Linked DNA regions of Homo sapiens: region 2 is linked to region 1. A link is an interaction called in ENCODE POLR2A ChIA-PET data of the cell type or tissue named here. Cell type or tissue: PC-9. All regions are shown on one strand.

The links. Peaks named below come from ENCODE experiments on the same cell type or tissue, not always from the same donor. Only the 100,000 strongest peaks of a DNase experiment are listed, where the experiment ranks them.
Region 2: POLR2A ChIA-PET joins it to region 1 with 16 read pairs; 4 of 35 experiments call an interaction of 5 or more read pairs at or near these places.

Annotation. Positions count from the first base shown.
Region 1 is chr5:16,893,647-16,896,146 of GRCh38, reverse strand. The region is part of intron 1 of MYO10 (myosin X); the gene reads left to right. Among named protein-coding and RNA genes, the nearest start is that of MYO10, 41 kb to the left of the region's middle. In PC-9, no CTCF peak of the experiment used is centred here; a DNase peak (open chromatin) is centred at 1,546; H3K4me3 peaks cover 1,390 bases; H3K27ac peaks cover 2,500 bases.
Region 2 is chr5:17,067,795-17,070,294 of GRCh38, reverse strand. No RefSeq gene overlaps it. Among named protein-coding and RNA genes, the nearest start is that of MIR10522, 87 kb to the left of the region's middle. In PC-9, no CTCF peak of the experiment used is centred here; no DNase peak of the experiment used is centred here.

The DNA of each region.
Region 1 (2,500 bases):
TACTGCTGATTGTGCCTTCTGAGTCCTGAGATTACTCTGCTTGTAGTTTCCTTCCTTCCATGAGGCTTAAGAAGGAGAGAAGGACTCCATTTTTCAGAGAGCAGAAGCGAGGCCAGGAGTGTTGAGGCGGAGAGGGCAGGAGCTGGGGCTGTCGTCTGCAGTCCGGTTGAGGAGCAGCATGCTGGCTTCCCAGGGGAGCTCCTGCCCTGCTCCTCCCTGCCCCCGCCCTGCTGTGCGGCAGGGCCCCCCTTGCATTAAGGCTTTACCACTGGGGGTTTTGCAAGTTTATTGCACGCATGTCCTTGCTTCTAGCCAGGAGTTTGGCTTTTTACCAGGTGGCAGAGTGTGTGTGTGTGTGTGTGTGTGTGTGTGTGTGTGTGTGTGTGTGTGTGTTGTGGTGTTGGGGAGGGGGCGGCTTACATCATGGCCAGAGTATTTGGGAAGGATGGATGGGGTGGGAGGGAGATGGATGGATGGGGATGCTGGAATCCACCCCTAGGAAATTCCTTTGGGTGTCTCAGTGTCCTGCTGGGGAAGGAGCTCTTGTTGGGTTGAGCCTGTTGGGTGTTCTTACCATTGGTCCTCAGGAGGTGAGAGGCTTCCTGGGAACGAGATAGGGGAAGCAGAGGGCCTTTGTTCTGGTCTAGATGGGGCGTGTCATCCAGGGGTAGTGGAGAAGCTGATGAGGAGCCAGTAGGAACTAGGAGGAACTTTCCTTCCTTGGCTTCGGGCCTCAGAGCCTCCGGTGAGCTGCCTCACCAGGACATGGCTGTATTTGATGGACAGACCTCAGACGTCAGCCTCCTGGGCTCGGCCCATTCTCCATTCACTGCAGCAGGGTCTTCACTGCAGCCCCCCTGCCACTGCTTTGTCCCACCCCTTGATTCCCCTGAGGGAGATCTTGGGAATTTCCAAATTTTGAGTGACTGAAGGCCTTTCAAACTGAGAAAGAATTAAAAATGGATCCTTCAAAATGACTTGTCTACTGTGTGGTTCTTTTAAAACATAATTTGAAAAGAGTATACTGCATTGTAAAACAGTAATTTTGCCCACATTTTATTGGTAAGGGTGGAGGTGATTTTAGTCCTTAGTGGTTTGTAGAGCTTGGCGGGTTAGTCTGAGACTGTTTTTTCTTGTGCTGGACAAAGGTGAATGTCTTCATTGTTTCATTGTGTAGAGCTGTTAATAGTTTATGGAGGGTGATTAAGTAGCGCTGCATAAGCCAATTTACAGTGTGTCTTAGTCTACACTGGCACTTGGCTAATTTGCAGAAAATTGGACCTTTCAACATGGGGCTTCCTCCCTCTACTCCGTGGGGGCTTCTCCTATTCATCCCTCAGCAGTCTGGCTTCCCCTCCAACACCGCAGGCTCCAGTCCTCTGTGTATCCCCACATTAGTCCTCCTGGTGTCAAGTTTCAATGATCTGTTTGCACTTCATCCCCATTGGACTGCAGGCATCTGGGAATGAGGCGTGTCCCTTACTAATCTTTGCGCTGGATCTCTGGCACAGTATCTGTGTTGTTAAATGCGTCAGTGGCCACCTCTGCTTTCCATGAAGCATTTCTGATTATCCACTCACCTTCTTTCTCAGAGTTAGCCTCTTTAATCCCCACAGTTCCTGGGAGGTAGATTGTATTTGCTTTTCCTCTACATTCGATGAGGAAATGAAGGCCCGTGGAGGTTCATTTGTCCAAGGCCACATGGCTAAGATGTGGTAAAGCCAGGGTTCCTGTCCAGGCGGTTTGGCCCCCTGGATAGAGCCATTATCAAAAACCACTATCCTTCGGTCTAGCCAGGAAAAAAAACTTCAGACAGCCCACAGAGGAGGGATGTTTCACAGAATACCTGACCAGCATTTCTCAAAACCGTCAAGGCTATCAAAGAAGGAGCATGACGATTACATCCAATGTCCCAGAAGGGGTCCTGGGACGGAAAAAGGACATTAGGTGGAAACTGGAGAACTCTGAATGAAGTGTGGCATTGAGTTCATGGTAAGGTGCCAGTGTCGGTTCCTTAGTGTGATAAATGTCCACATTATGTAAGATATAAGAACAGGAACCAGAGTGAGAGGTGTACAGGGACTCCCTGTATTATCTTTGCAACTTGTCTGGAAAATCTAAAACTATTCTAAAATGAAAAGTTTACTTAACAACTTAATGACAATGCCACCACTAAGCCCACTGCACTCCACTGCCTGGCTGGCTTGTCACACACTCTGGGTACCCTCACTCCTCGCTGCCTGGTGCCCACCCACTGCTGGGGAGAGGCTGTGTCCTCGGAGAAGAGTCCCCTCCAATTTCAGCACGTAACAGTGACGGAGGGATATAACTAGGGCTAGTCACAGGGCCATCAGAAGTGCTGCCCCCACTTATTTATTTATTTATTTATGTTTTTAGCAGTGTAGTCTGTTCCAAAGTCTCTGTTGAACCCAACAGGAGGTGTAATATGGAGAGAAATGAAAATGAATTTTGCTGTAGGAGGGAAATAATTTTCTTTTTT
Region 2 (2,500 bases), 170 kb before region 1:
GGGAGTGGGAGTCATACTAGTCCCTTAGGCAAACAACAATGGAAGAAGCAGCCCCAATCTGCCTACTCATCATGATCGTAAATCACGCTTCCAGACACCTGCCTGGACGGCAGCCCGAGAGAAACTGTGGCATGGGAGTTGCCCTTGCATTGAGTAGGCTGGTTTATCTCTAAGGGCGTGCACAGAGCTACAAGGTTGGAAGGAAAGGGTTATTGTGGCTAGTTCAAGGATTCTTACTCTCCCTCTGGCGAGCCAGCCGGACACACGCTAAGTGCTGATTGTAGTCAGTTCTAAATAGAGCAGCAAGCACACCCTTTCATATCTCCAAGATATTCAAATTCCCACCCAGCAAGAACTAATATTTTTACAAGGTAGAGATCCACTGGCCAAGGAGCGGCAGCTTTTAAACTACTCCACAGTCACTTATTCCCCAGAAAAGACATATTAGAAAAAGATAAACAGAAAGAGATCTTTCAGGGACTCCAATTTTTCTTGTTGATAAAATGAAGTTGTCTTTCCTAAATCCAAGCTTGCACAGGTGTGTGTATCAGCAATTCCAAAAGCTCAGCCATCCTCGATTGGCTGCCCCAAATGACCTGAATCCATCTTATTTTCCTCACACTATTGATTCTCAAGAAAAAGGCCTCAGGGTGGGGATAGGATACCCATACCCATCAGGCGAGATGATTTGTGAGACATGTTCAATTTACAGTTATCCACTCCAGATAGGTGTGGTCTATCCTTCCAACCGAGTGTTCCGGAACAGAAAAGAAATTAGAACTACTAGGTTTAGGGCTGGATAGGTGGCTCACACCTGTAATCCCAGTACTTTGGAAGGCTTAGGCAGAAGGATTGCTTGAGCTCAGGAGTTCAAGACCAGCCTGAGCAACACACTGAGACTCCATCACTATATTAAAAAAAAAAAAAAAAAAAAAAATTCATGGCCTGGCGCAGTGGCTCACACCTGTAATCCCAGCACTTTGGGAGGCAGAGGCAGGTGGATCACAAGGTTAGAAGATCGAGACCATCCTGGCTAACACAGTGAAACTCCGTCTCTACTAAAAATACAAAAAATTAGCCGGGCACGATGGCAGGCGCCTGTAGTCCCAGCTACTCGGGAGGCTGAGGCAGGAGAATTGCGTGAATCAGGGAGGCGGAGCTTCAGTGAGCCAAGATCGAGCCACTACACTCTAGCCTGGGTGACAGAGCGGGACTCCATCTCAAAAAAACAAAAAAAATTAAATTTAAAAAATTATTTTAAAAGAACTATAGCGTCTGTGTCGACGAAGAGAGTCGAACTGTGTAAAATATTTGAAGAGCCAAAAACGAGTGATCCTGCCTGTGACACAGCCCTCAGGATGTCCTGAGAACATGTATCTACCCAAAGTGGCCAGGGTGCAGTTTGGTTTTATCCATTCTAGGGAGGCATGAGACATCAATCAAATGCATTTAAGAAATACATGAAATACATTGGTTTGGTCCAGAAAGGCGGAACAACTCAAAGTGGGGGCTTCCAGGCTATTGGTGAATTTTAACATTTTCTGATTGACAATTGGTTGAGTTTGTCTAGTCCTGGGATAGATAGAAAGGGAATGTTCAGGTTAAGATAAAGATTGTGGAAACCAAAGTTATATTGAAGTCTTACAGTGGCTGCCCTTAGAGATAATAGATGACAAATGTTTCCTATTCAGACCTTAATTAATCTTTTTAGGATTGGGAGGGTCTAGAAGAAAAAGATCTAGCTATGTTAATAGCAATTCTTTACAGACGCAAATTTTCCCCCACAAAGAACAGCTTTGCAGGGTCATTTCAAAATATGACAAAGAAACATGTTTTGGGGTAAAATATTTTTATTTTCTTCTTTGTCTCGTAATGTTATGCCAGAGTCAGGTTGGGAAGCAAATCATGATATATAGGGTCAAATAAAACCCATCTGATGAGAATTTATGTTCGTAGGGCATGACTGGACCCCTTAGATAGGAATTTGGGCAAGAAAAAAAAAATCAGAGTTTAGTCTTCAGTCCCCACTCTTGGCCGAAAAGCATTCCATAGCATGCATATACAGGCCAAACAGCAACAGGTCCCACAGTGCTAGGAAGGCTCATTCCTAGAGTTATCTGATTTGGTCATTTGGCGAGGTCTCTCAGTGCTAGGAAGGCTCATTCCTGGAGTAGTCTGGTTGGTGGTAACAGTTTTAAAATATTAGCGATTTGGATCATGGGGGAGAGGACACGGTCTGACCTGATATAATAGCCAATTGTTTAAGGGGTGAGATGAAGTCAGGCCTAGGGTTTAGTCTGGAAAAAAAAAAAAAAAAAAAAAAATCTGGCAACAGATCCATTTTGTGAGCTATCATGATCTGGGTCTTCAGTTGTGCCTTTTTCCTTTTGCTGTATCTGGCGTAACATTTACAGGAGCTATATAATGCTAATACAGTGACAAATATCATAAAGATAGCAAAGATTAGGCATCCAATAAGATTATGAGTCAGAGAGCAGTA